Linked DNA regions of Homo sapiens: regions 2, 3, 4, 5, 6 and 7 are each linked to region 1. A link is a contact called in ENCODE Hi-C or POLR2A ChIA-PET data. All regions are on one chromosome and are shown on one strand. The core of a region is the stretch at or near the end of the contact, and the rest is flanking DNA. Distances in the headings are between cores, read along the strand shown. Region 1 holds the start of OGA (O-GlcNAcase). Region 2 holds the start of ARL3 (ARF like GTPase 3). Region 3 holds the start of SFXN3 (sideroflexin 3). Region 4 holds the start of TRIM8-DT (TRIM8 divergent transcript). Region 5 holds the start of WBP1L (WW domain binding protein 1 like). Region 6 holds the start of FBXL15 (F-box and leucine rich repeat protein 15). Region 7 holds the start of C10orf95-AS1 (C10orf95 antisense RNA 1).

The links. Hi-C counts contacts between places; a loop is a spot of excess contacts on that map. ChIA-PET counts read pairs that join two places held with the same protein, here RNA polymerase II (POLR2A). Pooled maps may share reads with other maps.
Region 2: a map of B cell shows a loop between it and region 1 (10-fold over the local background). The contact joins the promoter of ARL3 here to the promoter of OGA in region 1. A Hi-C loop is called at or near these places in 1 of 168 maps with a recorded cell type or tissue (B cell), 2 of 37 single-sample maps with no recorded cell type and 8 of 50 pooled maps. POLR2A ChIA-PET finds 5 or more read pairs at or near these places in 7 of 52 experiments (CD4-positive, alpha-beta T cell, MCF 10A, OCI-LY7 and 4 more).
Region 3: a pooled map shows a loop between it and region 1 (9-fold over the local background). The contact joins the promoter of SFXN3 here to the promoter of OGA in region 1. A Hi-C loop is called at or near these places in 7 of 50 pooled maps. POLR2A ChIA-PET finds 5 or more read pairs at or near these places in 3 of 52 experiments (CD4-positive, alpha-beta memory T cell, MCF 10A and activated T-cell).
Region 4: a loop to region 1 is called in a map of B cell, with 15 times the contacts of the local background. The contact joins the promoter of TRIM8-DT here to the promoter of OGA in region 1. A Hi-C loop is called at or near these places in 8 of 168 maps with a recorded cell type or tissue (B cell, CD4-positive, alpha-beta memory T cell, CD8-positive, alpha-beta T cell and 3 more), 12 of 37 single-sample maps with no recorded cell type and 18 of 50 pooled maps. POLR2A ChIA-PET finds 5 or more read pairs at or near these places in 7 of 52 experiments (CD4-positive, alpha-beta T cell, CD4-positive, alpha-beta memory T cell, H1 and 4 more).
Region 5: a map of CD4-positive, alpha-beta T cell shows a loop between it and region 1 (3-fold over the local background). The contact joins the promoter of WBP1L here to the promoter of OGA in region 1. A Hi-C loop is called at or near these places in 2 of 168 maps with a recorded cell type or tissue (CD4-positive, alpha-beta T cell and naive thymus-derived CD4-positive, alpha-beta T cell) and 6 of 50 pooled maps. POLR2A ChIA-PET finds 5 or more read pairs at or near these places in 2 of 52 experiments (CD4-positive, alpha-beta memory T cell and GM12878).
Region 6: a loop to region 1 is called in a pooled map, with 14 times the contacts of the local background. The contact joins the promoter of FBXL15 here to the promoter of OGA in region 1. A Hi-C loop is called at or near these places in 1 of 168 maps with a recorded cell type or tissue (naive thymus-derived CD4-positive, alpha-beta T cell), 1 of 37 single-sample maps with no recorded cell type and 11 of 50 pooled maps. POLR2A ChIA-PET finds 5 or more read pairs at or near these places in 6 of 52 experiments (CD4-positive, alpha-beta T cell, WTC11, activated CD4-positive, alpha-beta memory T cell and 2 more).
Region 7: a loop to region 1 is called in a pooled map, with 9 times the contacts of the local background. The contact joins the promoter of C10orf95-AS1 here to the promoter of OGA in region 1. A Hi-C loop is called at or near these places in 8 of 50 pooled maps. POLR2A ChIA-PET finds 5 or more read pairs at or near these places in 7 of 52 experiments (B cell, CD4-positive, alpha-beta T cell, CD8-positive, alpha-beta T cell and 4 more).

The regions. Positions count from the first base shown.
Region 1 is chr10:101,816,815-101,820,466 of GRCh38, forward strand. OGA (O-GlcNAcase) reads right to left here and starts at 1,630. Exons shown (of 16, transcript NM_012215.5): 1 at 1,010-1,630. The coding sequence starts at 1,208. It overlaps KCNIP2-AS1 (KCNIP2 antisense RNA 1), which reads left to right and starts at 2,254. Exons shown (of 3, transcript NR_045118.1): 1 at 2,254-2,434. RefSeq lists enhancers at 1,163-1,738, 1,540-1,659 and silencers at 1,190-1,249, 1,330-1,389.
Region 2 is chr10:102,713,073-102,716,726 of GRCh38, forward strand. ARL3 (ARF like GTPase 3) reads right to left here and starts at 1,325. Exons shown (of 6, transcript NM_004311.4): 1 at 1,201-1,325. The coding sequence starts at 1,203. It overlaps SFXN2 (sideroflexin 2), which reads left to right and starts at 1,564. Exons shown (of 12, transcript NM_178858.6): 1 at 1,564-1,609. RefSeq lists silencers at 985-1,084, 1,125-1,174, 1,242-1,636, 1,455-1,604 and enhancers at 1,390-1,966, 1,967-2,542.
Region 3 is chr10:101,029,193-101,032,483 of GRCh38, forward strand. SFXN3 (sideroflexin 3) reads left to right here and starts at 2,042. Exons shown (of 12, transcript NM_030971.6): 1 at 2,042-2,342; 2 at 3,122-3,290. PDZD7 (PDZ domain containing 7) reads right to left here and starts at 1,937. Exons shown (of 17, transcript NM_001195263.2): 1 at 1,881-1,937; 2 at 802-1,192. The coding sequence starts at 1,027. RefSeq lists an enhancer at 2,355-2,564.
Region 4 is chr10:102,641,772-102,645,481 of GRCh38, forward strand. TRIM8-DT (TRIM8 divergent transcript) reads right to left here and starts at 1,418. Exons shown (of 1, transcript NR_186489.1): 1 at 1,021-1,418. It overlaps TRIM8 (tripartite motif containing 8), which reads left to right and starts at 2,708. Exons shown (of 6, transcript NM_030912.3): 1 at 2,708-3,416. The coding sequence starts at 2,847. RefSeq lists silencers at 408-1,037, 1,368-1,427, 1,698-1,797, 1,878-2,857 and enhancers at 1,346-2,100, 2,101-2,856, 2,958-3,087.
Region 5 is chr10:102,742,358-102,745,783 of GRCh38, forward strand. It overlaps WBP1L (WW domain binding protein 1 like), which reads left to right and starts at 1,591. Exons shown (of 4, transcript NM_001083913.2): 1 at 1,591-1,786. The coding sequence starts at 1,697. SFXN2 (sideroflexin 2) reads left to right here. Exons shown (of 12, transcript NM_178858.6): 12 at 1-1,135. RefSeq lists enhancers at 1,238-1,287, 2,228-2,457 and a silencer at 1,568-1,727.
Region 6 is chr10:102,419,271-102,422,625 of GRCh38, forward strand. FBXL15 (F-box and leucine rich repeat protein 15) reads left to right here and starts at 1,566. Exons shown (of 4, transcript NM_024326.4): 1 at 1,566-1,912; 2 at 2,084-2,237; 3 at 2,517-3,022. The coding sequence starts at 1,860. It also overlaps a transcript of PSD not described here. RefSeq lists enhancers at 1,484-1,953, 2,864-3,193 and a silencer at 2,194-2,363.
Region 7 is chr10:102,447,769-102,451,247 of GRCh38, forward strand. C10orf95-AS1 (C10orf95 antisense RNA 1) reads left to right here and starts at 2,049. Exons shown (of 3, transcript NR_038938.1): 1 at 2,049-2,254; 2 at 2,419-2,562. C10orf95 (chromosome 10 open reading frame 95) reads right to left here. Exons shown (of 2, transcript NM_001363580.1): 2 at 2,069-3,379. The coding sequence starts at 3,325. The coding sequence ends at 2,684. RefSeq lists silencers at 2,610-2,689, 2,730-3,219.

The DNA.
Region 1 (3,652 bases), core at 380-2,879:
AAAAAACAGAAAAGCTGATGTTCTCAACGTCGAGAGCAATCCTTTTTCCATACCTTTTTGGTTTTTTAAATATATATATTTTTTACCCTTATCCACGCCATTACATACGAGAGAGATATAAAACAGACATCTAGGAAACTCTGAATCGGCCAAAATACTTCAGAAAATTCAAATACATGCTGTAACTGCGGAAAGACTAATAATGTAACCGATTCGTGCCTCTACAGAGCTGCAAGGTGGACTATCTGTCCATTCTCATCCAGAAACTGAAACAAGCATCTGGTAATTTTCCCTCACTACCAAAAAGTCCATCGTTCTTTTCGACTGTAAATGGGAAAAAAGGCGAGAAGGGCATTTTTAAAGCCGCTTCTGCGGTCACTAAATTCCAATTACGCATCTCAGATACTTCGAGAATCTGTGATTAAAGCCAAAGTTTCATCCCTCGAGAGCAAAGTACAGTAGCTGGGAAAGAGGGCAATTTTCTAAGTTGCAAATGAATCTTTGCGGGGGTGGGGGGAAGCAACAAAAATATTCTAAGCCAAGTGGAACTTGAAATACTATAGGCCAAACGTGCTTCTCTTCACTCCAGAAGTACAAGCACGTCAGTGTGGGCCGATTTTCCACAAAGGGTGGTGACAGAAGCACTACACATATTTTTTCACTGGAACCAGACAACCCTAGGGAATAAGATCCCAAGGTACAAAGAAGTAGAACTCAGAGGCTAACAGAACACCAGGCTCTTAACCACCGCCTCCTTAGGAGGTGGCCTGGCTCCAAGCCCAAGACGGGTGGGGTCAGACTTGTGAGTGGCCAGGGGGGAATTCGACGCCGTCTTAAGACGTGCAAGGAGATTCGCCCAACATCTCGTCTCTCCCCTCGCTTTAGGAGGGCCACATTTCAGACCCAGAGGCTTTCCGGCCTTTTAGAGTCTCCAAAATCCCCGCCACCACCCTCCTCCCGAGGACAGAACGTGTTAGTGCCAAAACGGGGAGGGAAGGAGGGCGCTCACCTTCCACCACACCGCAGAGGAACCGCCGAGCCCCTCCTGCAGCCCCGGCCACCGCCGCTCCCCCAGCCCCGGCGGGGTTGTCTTCTCCGGGTGCCGGAGCTGCCGGCGGCTCCAGCGATGCCCCCGCAGAGGCGGCAGGGTTGGAGCTGAGCTCGCTCTCCCGCTCCTCCAACGTCGCTTGACTCTCCTTCTGCACCATCCTCCTGCCCCCGGCCGCTGCCACCTCTGCGGGTCCTCCTCGACCTCTGTCCGTTGGGGCACCGGCCCGGAGCCCTGGAGAGGGCTTCAGCTCCAAGTGTGCGCCCCTCCGGCTCCTTCCCCTCCCCCTCTGCCCTTCCCCCTCCCTCTCCGCAGGGACCCGAATGCCCGGATGAGAAGGGCGGCGGCACCGGCGCGAGCCCTTTGTCAGCCGCAGCCTCGGCTTTAAGCTGGGGCGCCAGAAGCCTAAGCGGAGAGCGAGGCTGTGACCTCTCGTTCCCTGGAAGAAGACGGCCAAGGGTCCTGTCCTCGTTCTCTGCCTCTGCTGCCCTCCCGATAATCTTAGGTCTTCCGCTGTTTCCCCTCCAAGCCCCGAGCTCTCCCTCTGCTGCTGCCTCCACCGCCCGCTTCCTGTTTATCCGCACTGCGCTTGCGCTGCAGACCGGCTCAGACCGGTCCCCTCCGCCCGGCTCCCCCGCCTTCTTTGGGGCTAGCCTATTAAGCTTCTTTAGGTAGGGGGAAATAGAACAGGAGACGCGAAAAGCAGAAGGTAATGAAGGCAGTGGAATGTACCATTTCTGCTTGCCACCCTCCGAAACAAGCCTGGCACCCTGGGACGGACGGACCATTACCCGCCCCGAAGGAGGGGAGTATGGGAGGAGGCTGCCGCCGGTTGGGGCAATAGGGAGAAGGGGGGAAGGTGAAAAGGAGAGGTGTTTATTCTCTCAGTGCGCAGGCGCGGAGCCGCGGCCTCTCGTTCTTAAAGAGATAGGAAAGAACTGACCTACTTTCTATGGAGATTCTTGTAATAGGTGGGCTCATTACATCTGCCTAACCCAGGCTTGGTTCGGTAAAGACACCATTCCAAGGAGCTCAGCTCACCCCTCTGCCTTGAATCATTTTCCCCTAATCCCATTTAAAATGTAATCATTCGTTCATTCCTTCATTCAGTAGACATCTATAGAGCTTGCCTCGTGCTGGGCTCTAGAACACTATGAGCTCACAGTACGGTGGTGGAGACAAGCCACCACACACGCAGTTCCCACAAGGTGTCCCCAAGAACTTCGGAGCTCAGAACAGGTGATACTCACTCCTCCTTTGGGGAGAGGCCGTGGGCATGGCTTCACTTTTCAGCTGGATTATAAAGGATGTGAAGTTAGCCTGACTGAGCAGAAGGGGAGGGAAGACAGCACTCCAGGAAAGTGGAACGAACAACAGAGTCCAAAGGTAGGGAGGCATGAAAAGCCTGCCTTGTTTGGGAATGGGGAGCGCGCGGTGTGTGCAGTGGGGCATGAGATCCCTTCGGCCTCGGCATGGGCATCGCTTCCTTGGGAAGCCTTCCCTGAGCCCTAGATGGGTTTGGGTCTCCTTGCTGTATGTTCTCAGAGCTCTCTTGTAGACCTACCCTAATGCACTTTACATTTATGATGCTTGAGAAATCTATCTCAACCTGTGAGGTATAAACATGAAATGATGATTAAGACTTAGTAATGTCCATCTTACACTTCAGTCTGATATTTACCTTCTTTAGCCGTAGCCCAACTTGTAGTTTCAGGGACTTTCATGGTCCCTCTTCTTTTCAGTCCTGGATTGTTGAGATGGGGGTTAGGAGCAAACTTTTTTTTTTTTTTTGAGACAGAGTTTCACTCTGTCGCCCAGGCTGGAGCGCAGGAGCGCAGTGGCGCAATCTCGGCTCACTGCAGCCTTCACCTCCTGGGCTCAGGCTATTCTCCTGCCTCAACCTCTCGAGTAGCTGAGACTACAGGCACCCGCCACCACACCCGGCTAATTTTGTGTTTTTAATAGAGACGGGGTTTCGCCACGTTGACTAGGCTAGTCTTGAACTCCTGACCTCAGGTGATCCACCTGCCTCGGCCTCCCAAAGTGCTGGGATTACAGGTGTGAGCCACCGCGCCCGGCCGGACAAGCATTTTCTTAAGGGACCTCCTGTGCTGAGAGTTAGGGGCCATAGCAGCTTTACTGGATATTGTGGTCCGTTGGGGTTGAGAACACAATTTTTTTTTTTTTTTTTTTTTTGTAAGAGAAGAGGTCTCATTTTGCCACGCAGGCTAGTGCAATCATAGCTTAAGTATCGAATTCCTGGGCTCTCAAGGGATCTTCCCGCCTTAGCCATCCCGAGTAGCTGGGACTATAGGCGAGTGCCCGCCACCACACTCTTTTAATTTGTTCATTTTTGGTAGAGACGGGGGTCTCAACATCTTGCCCAAGCTGGTCTCAAACTCTTGGGCTCAGGTGATCCTCCAGTCTCAGCCTCCCAAAGTGCTGGGATTACAGACACGTGCCACCTCACCTGGCCGAAAAGAACTTTTATCTGAGGAATGAGAGTCCTTTTAAATTATCAGGCCCAGATGGCTGGGCGCAGTGTTGGTGTTTGCAACCAGCCTGGGCAATATTGCCAGACCCAGTCTTTATAAAAAAATAAAA
Region 2 (3,654 bases), core at 75-2,574, 900 kb after region 1:
TCTAGTTTTTTTGTTTTTTTTTTTACTTCTTAAATCAACAGAAATGGCTCAACATTTCTAAAAGTCAAGAAAGGAACTAGGAAGAGAGTTGGAGCAGTGACTATAAGTTTGATGACAGGCTCTTTGCAGCCAACTAACCTGCTTTAAGTGTTCAAAATCAATTTTTCTTTGATAGCTCTAAAATTACTCAATTCCATTTTAACTCCCTCCAACTAACTGTACAGACATTAACAAGAAACAGAGTGTCAACGGTCAGATCTGTCACAACCATAATTTAGAATTTGGGAAAGCTTTAATTGGGACTGACAGAGAAAAGCCTTGCCCCGGATTGAAGTTCGATCTCCATTTTTAACTTCTCGTTCTTTTCAGTTTGGAGAACTCAAGCTAGGATTAAGATCTTTTGGTCCTGGTATGGTCACACGCAAGAGGAGACTGCAAAAGGTTTCGAAGGAAATTCTAGAGACGGAGCAGCTAATATGTCTTCATCAACATGGATTATGTATTGAATGAAAAATCGGTCATCACCAACAATCAGATCCTGCAAAACTCTCAGCAAATAACTAAATAATTCGGGACTGAGGAAGCGCACCCGCCACGCAGACACCAAGACGGCGTAAAATCCACCAGGCATCCCTTCCAAGCGGCACCCCTTTGTGTCGTGGGACTTACTTCCCTACCCCCCAGGGGCCCGCACAGCGCGAGAAGGAGGAGAGCTAGGCTACCATCTCCCCTGCTACCGCCAGGGCGACCTCAGAGCCAATGGGGCCGGCCTTCTCTCCGCTTCTGGCCGGGCTCCAGACGAACCCCACTTTACTGCAAAGCCGCGAGACCGATTGCCCGGGAAGTCTAAGCCTGCTAGCGAAAGCTGCTCTCCGCAGTTCCTGGGATCCGCCCTCACCCCTGTCCCCAGAGTAATGATGGAGCCCGGGCTCCGCACCCGGCCAGCCGCGCACTCTGCCAGCCCCTTCCCCAAGCCTCGGACCCGCTGCAAGCCCCGCCTTCCTCTCCAGGCCCAGGCCTCCCTCCAGGGCCCACCCTCGGGTCTCCCCGCCGACCCCCGAAATCAGTCCACAACCCAGATAGCAGGCTGAGCGACGTCCCATTCCCTCCTTGGCTTTAAGCGCAGTGCTCCGCCCTGGGCCTGGGGACGGGAGGGGGATAACCGGCCGGCTCCAAGGGGGCCCAGGCCCCCACACTCACCATCCTCCCGCCGAGTCCCTCCTCCTCCTCCTCCTCCTGCTGCCTCCCCCGTTACCAGGGGCAACTGCTGCGGCGCCGCCCCCGACGTCCCTCGCACGCACAGCTGAGGAGCTGAGCAGCAATACGGGGCGGGGTGCAGCTCCGCTTTCCCCAGAGTGCGCAAGTGCGCTAAGGCGCCCGCCCACGCAGTGGGCGGGCTACGGGAGCTGCAGAGGCCGCCGCCGGCTCGCCTGGACCAGGGAGTGGAGAAAGCCTGCCCACGTGGCTGGCGGGAGCCTCCCGGCCTGGGATTGGTCGAAAAGGAGGGGCGTGGGGCGGGCGTGGGGGCAGTTCCCCAGCCCAGGTCCTCCTCTCACCCGGGCCAGTTTTCAAGGCGGGCTGTAACTGGTGGCATTTGTCCCGGGACCAGGTAAGGGGCCTTGGGACAATGGCGCTCGCCCTGTCTACCTCCAATCCCCACATCTCGGGTGGGTGCTGAGATTGCTGTCCTGACTGCCCAGGCGGGGCTGCAGCGCGGGCTGGACTTCCACCTGCAGAAGCCACGTGGCGCGAAGTGCGCCCTGGGGCTGCAGATGGGCCCCTCTGCTCTGACCCCCATTGCCTAGGAGTGCCAGGCCGAGCGGCTGGGGCGTTACGAGCTGTCCGGGATGGGGGAGTACCGATGGGGGGAGGCCGTCTGTCGGAGGGCAAGAAGCAGCCTGGGGGCTGGCCCTGAGCCCTGAGGTGAGCTGAAAGCACAGGTGAAAGGCGTTTTGGGGATCGGCCCGGTTTTTGTTTTGACACAGGGTGTCGCTCTGTCGCCCGGGCCGGAGTGCGGTGGCGCGATCTCGGCTCACTGCAGCCTTTGCCTCACAGGCTTAAGCGATTCTCCCGCCTCAGACTCTCGAGTAGCTGGGATTGCAGGCGGGCGCCACCACGCCTGGATAATTTTTTGTATTTTGTTTTTGTAGAGACGGAGTTTCGCCATGTTGCCCAGGCTGGGCTCGAACTCCTGGGGTCAAGCCATCCGCCCGCCTAGGCCTCCCAAAGTGCTGAGACTACAGGTGTTCCAAAGTGGTGAGCCACTGTGCCCAGCCTCTGGCCGGTTTTGCTAAGCTGCTTTGGACAGGACCGCGTACCATCTGTAGTCCTGGAGGAGGCAAAAATGAGCCTGCATTTTTAGCCAAGGAAGAGCAAGTGGGACACTGGGGTGGGTTGGGAAGTGCTACCTCCCATCCCTTTCCCGATGCAGAGGACTATAAGAAGAGTTTACACAAACGTGCTAGGCCCTGTTCTAGACGCTGGAGACACAGCAGTGGACAAAATCAGCCCGTATGGAAATTACATCCTTCCTAATGAAATACATTTCATACCAAATTTCATTTTCACAACCCCTAGAAATTGGTAATTGCGGCCAGGCGCAGTGGCTCATGCCTATAATCCCAGCACTTTGAGAGGTGGAAGGGGAGGAAGGCTTGAGCCCAGGAGTTGGAGACCAGCCCGGGCAACACAGTAGGACCCTGCCTCTACAAAAAAAAATTTTTTTTAATTAGCCAGGTTCCGTGGCGCACTTGTAGTCCTAGCTACTCGGGAGGTTGAGGCTGGAGGATTGCTTGAGCCCAGGAGCTATTATCACATCACTGTACTCCAGCCTGGGTGAAAGAGCAAGACCCTGCCTCAAAAAAAAAAAAAAAAATGAAAACAAAAATCAACATCTGCTGCTTGCATACCTGCTTCAGATCCTTGGAGAGAAAAAGCAGTTCAGAGCCTTGACTAAGGAGGTGATGAATGGAGGTGATACAGGAGCACAAACCCCTATAATCTACTCATCTCCAGACTGTTGGCCCTTTTGTGAAAAAGGCAAGGGAGGTTGCTCTTTCTAAGTTGTCTGGTGCCTAACAGCCCACTTGCCTTGGAGTCAGACGAGTACCCATAAGCCTATACCTGGGCCTGCTCTTGTAATTATTACCCTCATTTTCCAGCTTGCTCTAGGCAGCCTTGACCTTAATCCTTGCCTGTCTCAGTGGTCTTTGTGTCTGACCTTCTGGGGTCTTTGGCTACCTTGATCTTCCTCTGATGTGAGTACCAGCGATGATGTTTCGTTTTTCTCCCTACCTGGGGCTACAAACAGTAATCTTGTGCACTTCTGCTTGTAAGAGGATACCTCAGAAGGAATTTGGAAGCTTGTTTTCTGATCTCTGATACCATTTGCCAGAGAAAATCTGCTCTTTCTGGGAAGGATGAGCATTACGTCAGAGGTGGCAGTAGTCTATTACTTTTTTTTTCTCTTTGTTTCCCTCTCTTTCTTTCCTTTTTTTTTTTTTTTTTTTTTTTGAGATGGAGTTTCACTCTTATTGCCCAGGCTGGAGTGCAACGGTGCGATCTCGGCTCATCACAACCTCCACCTCTCGGGTTCAAACGATTCTCCTGCCTTAGCCTCCCAAGTAGCTGGGATTACAGGTATGCACCACCACG
Region 3 (3,291 bases), core at 792-3,291, 790 kb before region 1:
CAGGCTGGCTCCTAAGTGCCCACCTACCATGCTCCATGCTTTTCACTTCCAGCCTTTGTTGGTGACAGCTCACCCCTGCCACCAGCTGTTCTTATTGCTCTGTCCTGCTACACTGTAGATTCCTGGAAGGTGAAGAGGGAGCCTGATTTCTCTCTAGGTCCCTTGTAACACCTCCCCAGGGCTGGTATAGAATTGTGCTCCATGAAGCGGCATTAAGCAACTACATAAGCTTAGGTCTCCCCTTCCCTGATGGAGCTCCCTCTCCACCCTCAACCCTCCTCTTCTGAACATTTGCTGTGCTGCCTTCATTCCCCTCCTTCAGCACGGAAGCCCTGAATTCTGTCTACCCGCTTGGGCACTGACTCCTCGCAGCCCAGCACAGAGCTTGTCACACAATGGACTGGTTGATGGAGGATGTCCTTCTTTATCCTGCCCCATCCCCCAGAAGTACACACAATGGATCTGGAGAAGGGCAGAGCCCATGGGAGAGAGGCCAGTTCAATCCCCTGCCTTGTCCACCAGGGGCTAGCATACCACACGCATGCCTGTCCCTGCTGCCATGGCCTTCTTTCCCTCCTCTGACCCTTCTACGACCCTGGACCCCTGCAGGATTGGCCTGGAGGAGAGGCCAAGGGCAGGTGAGGAAGAGTGTATGGGTTCCCAGGCGGCCTGCCACCTCCCTGTGACTCCCATCTCTTGAATTCCCCCAATCATACTGGCTCTGCCTCCTCCTGCTGAGTTCCCATTGTCCCCTACCCCCACCCTCCCCAACCCAGGCCAGTGGCTGGGTCCCGCCCCTACCTTCGATGGGGGAGTTGATGAGGATGACGCGTCCCATGGGCGATGAGGCTCGGATTCCGCGGGGGGGCCCGTTCAGCAGCCGTTGTTGCTTCCTTAGCAGGTATCGCGTTGCGGTGGAGCCTGAGTCGCTGCCTAGGTGGCCTCGGGAGGAGAGGGAGCTCAGAGAGCCGGAGCTCAGGTCTCCTAGGCCCAGTGGGTCGAAGCCCACTGCGAAACCCTGCGCCATGGCGGCTGGGCTAGGGCGGCACCCTACAGGTCCAGAAGGAATCTGCTAGCTCTGGAGAGGCCAGCCCTGCGTGCTTCGAGCTCCATGAGCCTCTGTGCGGGGCTGGGGTCTCAGTAACGTGAAGGCCCTCGCTTGCGATGCCTCTCAGAAGTGTGAGCTCCAGGCCTGGGCAGGGAGAGCAGGGATGAGGGAGGGGTGTAAATGTTTCCCCTGCTGCCCCCTAAAACTTCCACCCCTCCCCCTGGTTTAAGCATCCTGCCCTCCCATGCCTTAGGCCCCCCTCCTGTCTCACCCTAGGCCAGAGAACTGCCCCGTCCAGGCACCATCTTGGACTCTCGCTGACTTTATACAAGGCAGGTGGGAACCTTTCACCCCTCATTCCTGCTCGGGGCTGAGTCATCTACTCCCGTCCCCAGTCCTCAGTAGAGGTTGAGAGTGGAGTTGGGATTACTGCGGGCCCTGGGGCTTAGAGAGGTGTGAGACAAAAGAGAGGTCAGGACAGCTCATGGCATCACCTCTCTCATGCATATGCGGGCATGGAGGTGGCCCGGGGTGGGGCGGGGGCTGCGTGGGGCGGGCTGGGCCTCGAGGATAGGGCTTCAGGACCTTAGACAGCTGAGGCCCAGGAAGACCCCCAGACACCCGCGGGCTCCAGGCTGCGGCTCCGGGTCTAAAGAGGCTGCATGAACCTCTCCCAAGCTTTGGGGAGGATCTGCTGGAGAGGGGTCCCACGACATCCCGCGCAAAACCCAGGGCCAGTTCCCTCAGAGAAGCTCTGGGACCTAGAATGAAGCACCCCAACATCAACTCGGCCCTCCAGGCCCCCCACCCCTTTGTGCCTGGTCGGCCTCACCTGGTCGCTGGTGTGGCGCCGCCAGCCTTGTCAAACCACCCGCAGGCGAGAGCTACTGCCGCAGCCGGCAAACCCCACCCACGCTGCGCGGAGGCTGCGGGAATTGGGCTGGCCTGCACCGCCCCGGGCTCCCATTGGCTGGTAGGGCCGCCAGTCATTCTATTCCGGCACCTCCCTTAGGCGCCAGGGACAGCCGAGCGTTACCTGGTCCCGGGCAGCGGAGTTCTTTACCCACCCCAGTTCTGGTTCTGACGCCCTAGCTCATTCCGCAAATTTAGGGCTTGGGTCTGGCTTGTTCCCCTCCGGCTCGAACCACCTCTTCTCTGAGCCGAGCCAGCTACCGGGGCTCCTGGAATTGCCACCCCTCCCTGGGCACCCTTGAGGCCTCCGTGGAGGGACGTCACGGGGCAGAGCGGGACGTGAGCCTGAGTTTGCTGCAGGCGTGCTCTGTGTGGTGGCTGGGTGAGTTGTGAGTATGTGCGTGGCGGAGGGGGTGCCTTCTTCACTTGCATCCTCCTCCTCTGTCAGAAGGCGTCTCTGGCTACCCAGTTCTGGAATGGTCGCAGGGTGGGGCAGCTGGTCCCAGGACCGGAAGAATCCTAAGAATCCTTCTGATGCACTTGCTCGGATGCAGACCGCGAGGTTCCTGGGGTCGTCTGCCCCTCCACATCTCAGGGGTGGGGCTACGGTCTGGGGTGCAGGGCTAGGGGTTGGGAGCGTAAGGAGACCAGGGACACAGTGGAGCTAGGGGTTACAGAGGGGGAGCAGGGAGAGGGCTGGGGACATAGAAGAGGCACAGGCACGACAGGAACGGGGCTGTGAAGTGATGCGAATGCCGCGCTGCTACAAGAGGAGCTTGTGGATACTGGGGTAGGAGCCCAGGGGGACAAGCAAGCCAAAGGCCATTGCCAAGGCAGCCATCAAGTAAACAAGCCAGGCGGTAACCCGAGTCCCTCCCGGCGCGCCAGCAGAGGACCGCCCCTCCACACCGCCCACCTGCGCCCGGGGCTTTCTCTCTGGGCACCTAGACCGCTTGCTGCAGGGCTGGGGGTCTGCTGAGGCCCGCCAGGGGACTGTAAACCAAGGGAGCAGCGCCCGCGGCTCCAGCCCCTCCTCCCTTTGGCTGGGGAGGGGGCCAGAACTGATCCCCGAGGTGGGATTGGCTCTGGGAAGCAGCTTAGGGCCTGGTCCAGGTGGCCCAGGCTGGGGGCATCGCCTCGAATGACACCCACCGCCCTCAGGTTCTGCCAATCCCCGTGCCCACCGGGTGGGCGCGGCCGGGAAGCTCCTGCCCCTCCCTGCTGGTCGGCGTCACGCGTGACGTCCCGCGTGATGGCTGGGAGGGCCCGGCGGCGACAGCGGAGGCAGAGAGGAAGGCGGTTCTGAGAGCTTCAGAGAGCGATGGAAAGCG
Region 4 (3,710 bases), core at 168-2,667, 820 kb after region 1:
TATTTTGTTAAAGATTTATTGACTGACCATTGACCTTGGCAGATTTCTGCAGTTCTTTAAGCCATGGTTTCCTTATTAATAGAGGAATAAATGCCTATCTTGCTAGGTAGTTTAAAGTGCCAGGGATGAAGTTAAAAGTATTAAGGACATCGGGAAATCTCCCCACACTGAACCTTTGCATTTCCCTGCTCAGTTCCACCGGACTGCTGAGCAGACCGACAAACGCTCCTTTCCCTCTGGGTAAAAAGAGCCACGGGTCTTCACTTCAGGCCCAGGAAGAGGTGGTCCCACTACGCCGTGGCATCATCGCTTTTTTAACAAGCGCGGAAAACCCCCTCCCATCCCAATGTTTAATGTACCGAAGTTTGTGAGAGTCACGTGAGACTCTCGGGTCTGCCCCGCCTTAGGGAGGTGGAGCCTCAGCTTGTGGGCCAATAGCAGGAGCAGCCTCCGGAACAGCCCCAACGCGACAGGGAAAGGGGGAGGAGCCGGGCGCCCGGCCCTGTAACTGTACTTCCGGAAAGCACGCCCCGCCCCTTCCCCCCCACCGCGCCCGTTTCTTTCGCCAGTGCCGGGTGGGCCGAACCGGCGGGTGCCGATTAAAGGCGCCGCCTGCCGCTTTCTCCTCGCCCCCCAGCGCCGCAGCTCTCCGCCCCCTTCCCGAGTAGCGGGACCGGCCTTGATGTAGGGACACCACCCCCCGTCTCCTTCCGCCCCAGCCCGGGAGCTCGGCTCGCTGCAGCCCCTGGCCCTCCCGTTTCCCCACCCTGCCTGCCCCGCTCTGCTCCGAACCCATTGTATACGGCCGGCTGCGGACTCCCAGGCCGGGCCGTGGCGGGGGCCCCGGGACCCCCGAGTGCCCCTCCGGCTGGTCCCGCGGGCCGCGGCATCTCCGCCGCCGCCTTCCTCGCGGCGGCGGCGAGGGCGCCCTTTCCTCCCCGCGCGGGTGACGGGGACGCACCCCCACCCCGGGGCGCCCCTTCGCGGGGGGAGAGCCGGGCCCGAGCAAGTCGAGGCAGGAAAGGGCCGCCACGGACTGCCCGGCCCGCCGATCGTTTTTATTATCGAGATTATTATTAAAAGGGGGCGGGGACCCCAGGACGCGGGGGAGGGGCTGGATACGCAGGTATTTTTATTAAACAGATTATTCCTGAAATAATAATACGCGCAAGATGGCTGAAGGTGGCTGTGATGAGAGTGTTGGGGTTGGGATTTTTTTCTTCCTGTTTTTTCTTTTTTGATCTGAGGATAAAGCTCTGAGGCGACAGCGGCTGCGGAGACCCTGCCCGAAGCGCCCTCCCCTCCCTTGAGAAGCCGCGGGCAGACAGACGGACCTCGGACCGAGCAACGGGTGCGGGCCCGCCCCGGACGCGTCGCCTGGGCAGCAGCCGGGGACCGCGGGCTCTCGCCTTTCTGCCGACTTCTTCCAATTCTCATCTTCTTTTATTTTTTGGACAGGACCGGGGTGGGTGGAGCAGAGGTGGAGAGAAATCGGGACTTGGCATTTTCTCCCTCTCTCTCTCCTAATTTGTTGGAGGCCGCCAGCCCTCCCCTTGGAAAAAAAAAAATCCCACCAAAAAAAAAAAAAAAAGAATCAGGAGCGAGAGGACGCCGCGGGGCCCTCAGCGAGCGCGCCCAGACCCCGGCCGCCGCCGCGGAGCCCAAGATGGCTGGGCGCTGAGGGTGGCGGCTCGGCCTGGCCCCGCCGCCGCAGGCTGGCTCCGACCGCAGCCCCGAGCCTTCCAGGCCCCAGCAGAGGCCGAGAAGAAAAGAAAGTGGGGAGGAGGGGGCCGGGGGGGCGAAGGGGGAGGGCCGGGGGAGGGGAGGGGAGGGCCGGGAGCCGAGCCTCCTGTTCATTAGCAGTTGAGAAAAATTCCTTTCTAGTTTGATCAATCCTTGTTTTCCTCGGCAGAGCCCGGGCGCCCGCCCAGCGCGGAGACGGGCGCGCGGGGTCTCTCCGCGGCGGGGGCGCCGGGCCTCGGGGGAGCGCAGAAGTAGCCGCCCGGGGGTCAGGCCGGAGCGCCGCCGGGGCTTCTCCCTCCCTCCCTCGCCGGTTGCCTTTTTTTCCACTTCTCTCCCTCCCCCTTCCGTTTCTATTTGTGAAGGGAGGAGGAAGGCAGAGGCGGGCTGGTGTCTCTGGCCGGGGACTGGAATTTCATCTGAATGACTGCCCCTGCGCGCACGCAGCGCCCCGGAGTCGGCCCGCCCGCGCCCCGCAGCCCGCGCCCGGCCAGCCAGCCGGGGGACGCCTGCACCGTGGCCCGGGGACCGCCGGCCTGCCCCTCCCGCCCCGTCCGGATCTAGCAGCCCTCGGCGCGGCCGCCCTCGCCTCCTGGCCCCGCAGACCCCGGGCTCCGGCCCCTGCGAGGGAGGTGCGGCGCCGACGAGCCAGGCAGGAGCCGCCGCTGCCGCCGCCGCCGGAAGAAGTGTGCTGCTCCCAAGCTCCGTCTGCCGCGGGGCGCGCCCCAATGTCAGCCGCGGGGACGAGCGCAGGCCGCGGGCCGCCACTGCCCTAGCCGCGCCGACGGGGAGGCGGCCTCTTATATGGAATTTGGACCCCGGCGCTCCCCTCCAAGGCTGGAGTCCCGGCCGCGGCCCTGGCGCAGTCCGCCGCCTCCCGCTAGGCGCTCGGGAGGAGGAGGAGACGCAGCCCGCTGCGCGCGCGGCGTGAGGACCGCGGCTCCCTCCTCCGGGGGGCGGGCACGCGGAAGGCGCTGCTGACTGAGCGACCGTCGGGGCCGGCTGGGGCCGGAGCTCGGGGCTCGGTGGGCCTACAGCGGCTCCGGACGGACCCCCGGGGCTGGGGAGTCGGGGAGGCCTGCCCCGGCCCCCTGCCCGCGGCCGCCATGGCGGAGAATTGGAAGAACTGCTTCGAGGAGGAGCTCATCTGCCCTATCTGCCTGCACGTTTTCGTGGAGCCAGTGCAGCTGCCGTGCAAACACAACTTCTGCCGGGGCTGCATCGGCGAGGCGTGGGCCAAGGACAGCGGCCTCGTACGCTGCCCAGAGTGCAACCAGGCCTACAACCAGAAGCCGGGCCTGGAGAAGAACCTGAAGCTCACCAACATCGTGGAGAAGTTCAATGCCCTGCACGTGGAGAAGCCGCCGGCGGCGCTGCACTGCGTGTTCTGCCGCCGCGGCCCCCCGCTGCCCGCGCAGAAGGTCTGCCTGCGCTGCGAGGCGCCCTGCTGCCAGTCCCACGTGCAGACGCACCTGCAGCAGCCCTCCACCGCCCGCGGGCACCTCCTGGTGGAGGCGGACGACGTGCGGGCCTGGAGCTGCCCGCAGCACAACGCCTACCGCCTCTACCACTGCGAGGCCGAGCAGGTGGCCGTGTGCCAGTACTGCTGCTACTACAGCGGCGCGCATCAGGGACACTCGGTGTGCGACGTGGAGATCCGAAGGAATGAAATCCGGGCAAGTACCCTACGCGCGCGCGCGCACACACACACACACAGACACACAGTCCCTTCCTCTCTCCCGCCCCGGGACCACCCATCCCGACAGGCTGACTCTTGTGACATCAGGCCAGTGGCCCCTGGCCAAACTCTTCTCTGAAAGTTTGGGGACAGGGTCCTGGGAAGAAGGGCCCCGGGTCGCTACTTGGTACATTCTCGCACCTGTGCGCACAGGGTCCGTCTTCTGAGTGCTTTATGGGATTGGGGTGTGGGACCGTCAGGGGTAGAGTCTGGGTGTTGCTTTTCTGTGGTG
Region 5 (3,426 bases), core at 341-2,840, 930 kb after region 1:
GGGTTTCACAATGTTGGCCAGGCTCGAACTCCTGACCATGTGATCCGCCCACCTCGGCCTCCCAAAGTGCTGGGATTACAGGCAGGAGCCACCGCACCTGGCCTTTTTTTTTTTTTGAGACAGGGTCTCACTCTGTTGCCCAGGCTGGAGTACAGTGGCACAATCAAGGCTCATTGCAGCTTCAATCTCCCTAGCTCTGGTGATTGTCCCACCTCAGCCTCCCAAGTAGCTGGGACTACAAGTGTGCACCACCATGCTTGGCTAATTTGGCTAATTTAGTTTTTTTATTTTTGTAGAGACAGGGTTCTCTCCATGTTGCCCAGGCTGGTTTCAAACTCCTGAGCTCAAGGGATCTACCTGCCTCAGCCTCCCAAAGGGCTAGGATTATAAGCATGAGCCACCACACCTGGCTATTTTACCAACATTGATCAAGCTCTGGTTGAGCCTTGTACAGGATATTATAGGCTTTAAAAGAAGAAGAAGAAAGACCTGGTATGCTGTACAAAAAACTGCAAACCAGGCACGCAGATATAAGTGTTACAAGAATCCAGAAGAAGCAGCAAGGAGATGGGGCTAGGAGTTTGTAAGCAGGGAACTGTATCTGTAATATGTAAATGAAGTTACTGGGCATCTCTTCAATGGTCAGTGTGAGTGGAATGTGTGGGAAAATGTAGTGGTGAGAGGTGAGATAAAGAGAAGTAGACAGGGACGAAGTCACAGAGAGGACCGTGTTGGGAAGTTTGGACTCTCTATTCTGTAGGTAGATGAAGTATTTAAAAGAAGAGGCCATGATATAGTAATATTTGGTTTAATGTGGTATGGTTGTAGTGTGTGGCGGAAATTTGAGAGGAAGAATTGTCAACTTGCAGGGCAGCAGGGAAGCCATTTGTATTTAGCTAGAAGAACATGGATTGAAGCAATGGATGATGGATTTCAGAGCAATTTGTGAAGTAGAACCAGAATTTTGTCCGTCGAACTTGGGGTGACGAAGCACTATGCCTCAGATAAAGGTACTATCTTCTAGGGAATTCAAACGGACCTAAGCTGCTATTTGGGCAGTTGAGACCAAGAGAGGCATCCTGGTAATAGTGCTGTGCTTCAAGACAAAAGACATTAAAATATTTTTACATTGCAATTGTTTTCCTCTTCAGGAGCGCCTGGTTACCTTTCAGGAATAATTTATTTTCCAACACCCTTGAGAAACATTAAACCTTTTTTCTTTTTTTGATGTGGAAAACTGGAAAACTAGTACTTCCGCCACACTCAAGATGGCTACATCAGAAATAGACTTTTCCATCCACCTGGGTGGCCCCGCCCCCTTATGAAGCTGCTTCCGCCACTCTCTGCGGGTTGGGACGAATTTTACACTTCTTCGCAGCATTCAAGATGGTCCGGCTTCCTCCTACTTTTTATTGGCTGCATCGCTTCGTCTTCAGGGGAAGGCGGGACTTATATTTGATCGACAGCTACATTGATCAATGGACAAAGGGCAAAGGCCAATGAAGCGCTGGAACTGGAGAGTCTCTCGCGTGTCTGGGAGGGTGTTTTGCGCGGGGCGGGGTGGAGCAGAGCCGGAAGCGGGAGGGGAGCGTCAAACAGGAAAAGAAGGGAAGAAGGAAGAAGAGGGTAGAGGAGGAGAGGGAGGAGGAGGAGGGAGGTGGCGGCGCCGTGGCGGAGGAGCAGGAGCAGGAGGGGGATGGAGAGGAGAAGGCTCCTGGGTGGCATGGCGCTCCTGCTCCTCCAGGCGCTGCCCAGCCCCTTGTCAGCCAGGGCTGAACCCCCGCAGGTAAGGGGGAGGGGGCGTCTGGGCCATGTTGGGTCCTGGGGGTCGTCGAGGCCTGGCTGGAGGGGTCTGAAGGAGTGTTGTTGCCAAGAGTTGAGGGGTCCCGAGAGGGGCGTCTATGCCTGGCGTGGACAGGATCTAAAGGGGCGTCGGTATTTAGCTGAGGGACACCTGTGACAGTTTTGGTGTCAAGGAGGTGGCAGAGGCATGATGCCAAGCGAGTGAGGGGCGTTTGAGACGGCAGGTTGGTTAGGTGGGCTGGGGTGACTGTGGCTGGATAGCGGTGCCAAGCTGAGGATGTGGGCCTTATTCGTGTCCCTCTGTGGAGCAGGTGTCCCAGGCAGTAATGCAGTATGTACGTCTGTGTGTGTAGGGGTACACAGGCTATTGAGTTGGCCTGTGAGGGAGGGGATCCTGAGGATATTTCTTTAAGGATGGACTGGGGAAAGTTCCGAGGGCATCTTAGTACGTTTAAAAAAAATTACTATGTTCCTGGGAGAGACTTGGCCCCATTTTAAAATCTGTAAGCCATGGCGCACTTGGTTGGAGGGAGGACTCTCAGAAGGCAGGTGGGATGAAACAGAGTGGAACCCCTCAGGAGGAGGAGCACACTTGAGCTGTAACAAGCTCTTGCTGTTAGGCTGGCTGGCCTGGGAGAGCAAGTCACGGATGCTGATCTGAGCCAGCTCAGGGCTTTTGACCAGAGGGTGGTTCTGATGCCAATATGGGCAGCAAATGGAGCACCCTAGCTTTTCTTGCTGGGTGGCTTGCTCTTTATCCAGGCAGAGAAGCTTGCTTGTGCTGATTCCAGCTCCAGCTGGCATTTCAAAACCCTAATGGGAGCGTTACTCCTGGTGCCAAGTTGGGTGGGGTGCAGTGGGGGCAATCACCCCTCCTTCCTTGCATGTGGCAAAGCTTTATGATTCTTTTTTCTTCACTTTCTGTTCTTTTCCCCGTTTTTTCAGAAAGGCATACACACATAGACGCATAGCGTAGTGGCAAAGTTTATACAACTTAGCGCTTGAACTTGTGTTGTGAACAAGAGCAGAAACTGAGTGCCAGCAAAAATACTTATCTTTTCCCTAGGAGTTTTAGGGCTGCCTTTTCACAAATACATCTTGTTTTGCCCATTATCCTCTATTTTAAAATACTGATTAAAAAATAAGTTGAAATTCACATGACAAAAACCATTTTAAAGTGAACAATTCAGTGGCATTTAGTACACTTACAATGTTGTGCAACTACCACCTCTATCTAGTTCCAAAACATTTTCATCACCCCAATAGAAAACCTCGTCCCTACTAAGCAGTTACTCTCTGTCTCCCTTTTCCCCCAGCCCCTGGCAACCACCCGTCTGCTTTCAGTCTCTATGGATTTATCTATTCTGGATATTTTATATAAACGGGATCCTACAATATGTGGTCTTTGTGCCTGGCTCCTTTCACTTAGCGTAATGTTTATAAGGCCCATCCACATCGTAGCATGTACTAGTACTTCATTCCTGTTCATGACCAAGTAACATTCTGTTATCTGTAAACCACAATTTATTTATGCATTGAAGTGTCTAATTTTTCCTCAGGATATGTTTGTGTATACTAGAAATACCATGTGAAAGGAATGTAGCTCATTTTCTAGCCCAGTGT
Region 6 (3,355 bases), core at 316-2,815, 600 kb after region 1:
TTGAACCCGCCAGGGGTTTTGAGTCTCGGACCCAGGAGATCCAACCCTGACCACCCTCCCAGGATGCAGCAGGGGGATGTTAAATCAGACTTCAGGAAGAACTTCCTTGCTGCCTGAGTTAGGTGTCGTCACGCCTGCCCAGGGGTAAGAGGTTAGACGGGATGAACTAGGGACCGGAAGACGTGGGGGACCGGCAACCCTTGTGCCCTTGGCCAGGGTAGAAGGGGGCCCTGCTATTTTAAGAAAGAGCCGCTGGAGTTACTATGGCAACTACTCTCTTTGGGAGGGCCAGGGCGGGCAGATGGTGACCTCGGAAGGAAGAAGGGGTCTGTTCGGGCAGTCAGGGGGCGCGAGGACGTGCGAGGCGGGGGCGCGCGGGGCTCACCGCGGGGAGGGGCGGCGCGGACTCCGCGTGGTGCTGAAGGGGACAGCGCCAGATTTGTCGCACTGCGCAGGCGCAGAGGCGCGAACAAAGAGGGGAGGGGGACGAGGCGCGCGGCCGGAGGTGGTGCGCGCTCACGTGGCTCTATCTTTGCAGGGGTCTGTCCTCCCAGCTACCCCCTCCCTAAGCAGGCTGAGGAAGAAGAGATAGCAAGCCCTCACCTAACTTGACCCCTTTCTTGTCTCTCCCCGCTGCTAGCTTCTCCCTTCTCGCTGCCTTGCGGGGTGGGGAAACGTGGAAGGAATTCTGGGAAAACCAGATGTCTGGGTTCTCTATTCCCGTCTGGCTTGATTCTGGACAAGGGGCTTCCTCTCCAGGGCCTCGGTTTCCCCATCTTTAAAATGGACTGATAGCATAGACCTGCCCACCTTTCAGAGGTGCCCGAAGCCTTGACGAGATAACAGATGAGAAGTGGTTTTCGTTGTGATGAGCCAGCTGAAGCGGTTGCACCGGAGCGCCAGACCGTCAGCGGTGCAGTGGCTCTCGCGTCCTTCACATCCCCCCACACCCATCCCGTGGATGATGGGGGAAGGCACTACTCCTGGGGTTCCCCGAAGCGGATCCTGGGACTGGGACCTGGGGACGCGGTGAGAGGCAGCCCTGAAGCTGAGTCCAGAGGTCTGGGGCGTCATTGTCCCAGGGCGGACCCAGCCCCAGACCCTACAACTAAACCCAAGGCCAGCCGAGAAGCACTACCACTGGCGGGCTGAGCTGAGCTCTCATTCTTCTTAGGACTCTGGACCTTTGGAGGAAATGAAAGGGACCCAGTTGGAAATATAGTCTTTCTTCGCGCCCCCTACATCTCTCTCCCCCGGCGGAAACGCGGCCCAAACTGTTACGAAGTGGAAGAGGCTGGATAGCTCTTCATAATTAATCAGGAATGGGAGGTTTGAGCAGGTTTACTTGATGAGGGAAACATTATAGCCTCGCCAATTCATTCATTATTTCAACAATTACTTATTGAACACCTGCTACGTGGCAGACAGTAAGAGCCTGGATAGTTTCTCCCCGTTTTTCAAAGTCGCTAAACGCGACCAGAGGGCAGAGGAGAGGCCGGTAACCTAAGAGTCCTGGCTCCGCCCCCTCCGCGTTTGGCCTTGCCTGCTCCTCCCACCACCACTTCGCTCAGAGGCGGCTACTGGCTCAAGAGGACGACAGAAGCCAGTCTCTGATGCCCACCGCATTCTCCAGCTTCAGGCCTCAAGCCCTGTAGCCGAGAAGGCGAGGCCTAATGTTACACCACCGGTCTGTTCCGCCTCCGTTTCGGGGTCCACCCGAAAAGCTTTCAGATCGGATCCTCGGTGAGACGGCACTCGATTAAATAGGTCTGTCTCTACAGGCCAAGGAGGCGGGTTTGGTGCGGCCACTCCAAGGCCAAAGCGAGAAAATCTTACTGCGCACGCGCAATAGACAGCCGATGGAGCCACCGATGGAGCCGTCCGGAGGGGAGCAAGAGCCCGGAGCCGTCAGGTACCGAGCACCGGAGGGGCCGAGAGGGAAGAGGAACCTGAGGGAGGGGAGCCGAGCCGGGGCTGGGTCTGGGGGCCGCTCTTGGGAGCTGGGGCGCAGGAACATAACGGAGGCGGACTCGCAGGTAATAGTGGCCCCGGGACGCCAGTGCCAACGCCCCTTTACTCGCAGGTTCCTGGACCTGCCCTGGGAAGACGTGCTGCTCCCACACGTCCTGAACCGGGTCCCGCTGCGCCAGCTGCTCCGGCTGCAGCGCGTTAGCCGGGCCTTCCGGTCGCTGGTGCAGCTTCACCTGGCCGGGCTGCGTCGCTTCGATGCCGCGCAGGTGAGCCGGGGGCTGAAGCCCCGCCCCTGCCTGGGTACCGCCCCGCCTCTAGCCCAGCCCCCAGCCCCGCAGTATGCCCTTCTGGACCCCCTTGGGCCGCCGGGGCTGCCCGGAAGGGATCCACGCACCAAAGGGCAAATACTCGGTAGCGACTCAGAGGGAAAGTGGGGTCTCTCCTGGGAGAGCAGGAGGCTGCCAGAAAAGAACTCAGGTCAGGGGTGCATAGGCGGCTGAGGAGTGCGGGACGGGCTGAGAGTTGGGGTGCCTCCCCGCCCGCAGGTGGGTCCGCAGATCCCGCGGGCCGCATTGGCCCGGCTGCTGCGGGATGCCGAGGGGCTGCAGGAGCTGGCACTGGCGCCGTGTCACGAATGGCTGTCAGACGAGGACCTGGTGCCGGTGCTGGCGCGGAATCCGCAGCTGCGGAGTGTGGCGTTGGGCGGCTGCGGGCAACTGAGTCGCCGGGCGCTTGGGGCTTTGGCCGAGGGCTGCCCACGCCTGCAGCGCCTGTCGCTCGCGCACTGTGACTGGGTGGACGGGCTGGCGCTGCGCGGCCTCGCTGATCGCTGCCCGGCCCTGGAGGAGCTGGATCTCACCGCCTGCCGCCAGCTCAAGGACGAGGCCATCGTGTACCTGGCGCAGAGGCGCGGCGCTGGTCTCCGCAGCCTCTCTCTGGCCGTCAACGCCAACGTGGGGGACGCCGCGGTTCAAGAGTTGGCTCGGAACTGCCCAGAACTCCACCACCTTGACCTCACCGGCTGCCTCCGCGTCGGAAGCGACGGTGTCAGGTGCCTGGGCCTGATAGGGCGGGAGGAGGGCAGTCACTTAGCCTCTGCTGGTATGGGGCGGGCTGTAGTTGTTAAAAGGCCGGACTGAGGGTTCTGAATCTTCCTGCAAACCACAGCACCCCCATTCTGAACAGAAAGGGCCTCTAGGATTGCCTAGGCCAGAGAGCCCATAGTTTAAAAACTTTTTTCAACCAATGTTTACACATTGGGAGATTTCACATAGAAAGTCGACTTCTGGCTTTTCTTCAACAAGGGGGAGATCTTGCAATCCTAGGCGGAGCTGAGGGCCAGGTTCCCCCCTTAAATGAGACAGGAAGTCTCCAGCTCACTGGA
Region 7 (3,479 bases), core at 799-3,298, 630 kb after region 1:
AGACTGAGACTCCATCTCAAAACGAACAAACAAACAAACAAACACTAACATTTTAGCACTTAACACATGCCAGGCACCGTGGTAAATGCTTTCTGTGCACTGTAGAAACACAGATGTCATGGCATCTTCTCAATAACCTCATGAGATAGGTTTTTGTATCATCATCCCCATTTGGGATGGGGAAACTGTTTCATGGACATTAATTTGCCCAAGGTCACACAGCAGACCCATCACACTATGCCACCTCACCTTCTTGTGTTTTATAATTTTTTACAAAGGAAAAATAAGGTGAAACTAGGGATAACAGAGTTCAGGATGCAGGTTTTATATAAAAGACACTAAGCAGGCCGGGCACGGTGGCCATGCCTGTGATCCCAGCACTTAATGAGGCCAAGGCGGGCAGATCACTTGAGGCCAGGAGTTTGACACCAGCCTGGCCATCATGGGAAAACCCCATCTCTACTAAAAATACAAAAATTAGCTGGGCGTAGTGGCACACACCTATAATCCCAGCTACTTGGAAGGCTGAGGCAGGAGAAGCGCTTGAACCAGGAGGTGGAGGTTGCAGCTGCAGTGAGCTGAGATCATGCCACTACACTGCAGCCTGGACAACAGAGTGAGACTCTGTTTCAAAAAAAAAAAAAAAAAAAGACACAAAGCAAATTTGGCTCTGAGCTCCTTGGAAACCAGGACCAAAAGAAAAATATGATCAGTAATGAGATTCGTAGCGCTTAAAAGACAAAAGCAAACCACTGATCAGGAGAAACACCTTTTCCAAGGGCTGAGGTTTGAGACAACTTCTCCAAGAAGCTCACAAATACAGCAGTGCCCAATCAGCTGGCCTACAGCTTCAATAACTCACCTGTGTATACCCAGGTAACTATTGGTCAGTTACAAATGGAAGTTCAGTAAAAGAAATTTCTACAGCTGGGCCTCAAATCTGGCTAGATCCTAGTTAAAATTGGCTATGTGGCCTAACATTCCAGAAAACTCCTAGAATATTGCAAACCTCAGCCTATTAAGAATTAACGATTATTAGCAAGAATTGGGAGACAAGAAGATACATTCATCTTTTTTTTTTTTTTTTTTTTTTGAGACGGAGTCTCGCTCTGTCGCCCAGGCTGGAGTGCAGTGGGGCCATCTCGGCTCACTGCAAACTCCGCCTCCCGGGTTCACGCCATTCTCCTGCCTCAGCCTCCCGAGTAGCTGGGACTACAGGCGCCCACCACCTCGCCCGGCTAATTCTTTGTATTTTTAGTAGAGACGGGGTTTCACCGTGTTATCCAGGATGGTCTGGATCTCCTGACCTCGTGATCCGCCCACCTTGGCCTCCCAAAGTGCTGGGATTACAGGCATGAGCCACCGCGCCGGGCGGAGACATTCATCTTAACTTCCAATTAGGCCGGGCCGAGACATTCATCTTAACTTCCAATTAGGCTGGGTTACTTTTACGCCTCTTTTACTGATGAAGAAACTGAGAGTCAGAAAGCCTTAAGTTACACAGGTAGAAAATGTCAGAGCCAGCCCTAAACTCAGGTCTCAGACATCCCTCTCCTAGTGAAGCCTTCCACACTTCAAAAATAGAGCTTATGCCCTCAGCATCTCGGAGGGTGGTGGGCCAAAGGACCAAGGAGAGTTAGAAGGTGCTGGCCTGCACACTTGGAGGGAGATGGTGAAGAGGGCAGCTGGGCCCAGCGATCAGACACATGCTTTCTCCAGAGGGCCAGTTCAACTTCACGCCCCTCCACCCTACCTTCCTGTACCCCAGGGTGGGCGGTAAGACTCCCATTAAACAGATAAACAGATGGAGAAACACCACCCCAAAACATAACAATGATCTCGCAGTGTATACTTGACTTCGCTCATTTATTTATTGTTTTTTTTTTTGTTTGTTTTTGTTTTTGAGACAGGGTTTCAGTCACCCAGGCTGGAGTGCAGTGGTGCGTTCGCGGCTCCTTGCAGCCCCGCCCTCTCGGGCTCAGGTGATCCTCCCATCTCCGCCTCCCGAGTAGGTGGGACTACAGTAGTGTATCAGCACACCCGGCTATTTTTTTTTTTTTTTTTTTTTGTAGAGACAGGGTTTCGCCATGTTGCCTAGGCTGGTCTCCAACCTGGTCTCCTGGGCTCAAGCGATCCGCCCGCCTCGGCCTCCCACAGTGCTGGGATTCCAGGCGTGAGCTACCGCGCCCGGCCTATTTACTTTTCTTACTAAGCTGGGGATCACCGTCGCCCTCGGCTTGGCAGGAAGGCGGGGGTAGGGGAGCGGTGGGAAAGGGGGGTGGGCGACGACTCTGATAGAGGGAAAAGAGGAAGGGAAAGTTGGGGCTTACTGCAGGGCAAGCTCCTTAGGAGAAGGTGGGGAGGAGGAAGGAGGGAGGTCCAGGCCCTTCTTCCATCCCACGTCCTCCACTTCCCAAGGTGCAAGAAGAAAAGAGGTACAGAACACCCAGAGGTGCCCTCGATTCCGTCTTGCACTTGCCCTTCTCCCACCGTCCAGCAATAAAGCGAGAGAAACAAGTGCAGGAAACTGGCCGGCAGTCATGGGAGAAGCCAAAAAGACAGGTGAGCAGCGCGTCCGCCTCCCGCGCACAGGTGAGGGCTCACTTCTGCCTGTCGGCGGCGGCACACACAGGAAAGAGCCAAGCGCGTGCACGCGGGCCCGCCCCTAGGCCTTGCGGCGGCTTCAGCTCAGGCCCTTGCTCTTCCTGGGGCGGCCGCGCTCCGCGGCTTCCCGGGCTGGGCTGCTGTCGCCGCTGTCGGGCCGGCGCCGCACGCGCCACTCCACGCGGTGGTCGGGCTCGAGCACGCGCGGCGTCGCCTGCAGCAGGAACTGGCCGCGGCGCTGGGTGACGCGCACGTCGGCGCGGGGGTAGGTGCCGTACGCGCGCCGCAGCTCCCGGCGCACGAAGTCCGGTAGCTGCAGAGGGGGGCCCCGCGCGCGCTCCACGCGGCCCCAGCGCAGCTCGGTTTGCAGGCTCCCGCCCTCCGGCCACGGCGCCCAGCTCTCGGCCACCGCCGCGGGCGCCTGCAGCGACAGTCCCGAGATGCCGGCGGCGGCGCAGGGCCGGCGCAGGGTCGTGGCGTAGGCCGGAGGGCAGGCCCACCAGGGCGGCGCGGCCTCGGGTGGCGCGGCGGGGCCGTAGAAGCGGTGGTATTCCCGTGGGGCCGCCCACTCGCCCGCATGCAGGCTCCCGGGCCGGCTGCGGAAGCTGTGGGCCTGGACTGGGGGTAGCAGCAGAGGGGCGGCCAGGTAGGTGCAGGTGAGCAGCTGCGGCGGCGGCGGCCAGACGCCCTGTTTGGGCGGCGGCCAGCTGTACACATACATGGTCGGCCCCCCAGGCGGCTGCTGTTCTTACTGGGGGCTCCTGCGGATCCAGACCTGCGGCGGAGGAAGGGATATGTAGACAGACTTTCTACTTAACCGCCTCCTGTCCCTGTGGGCCGGTTCCCCGGGACGCCGGTTCATGGCTTTGGGGGAA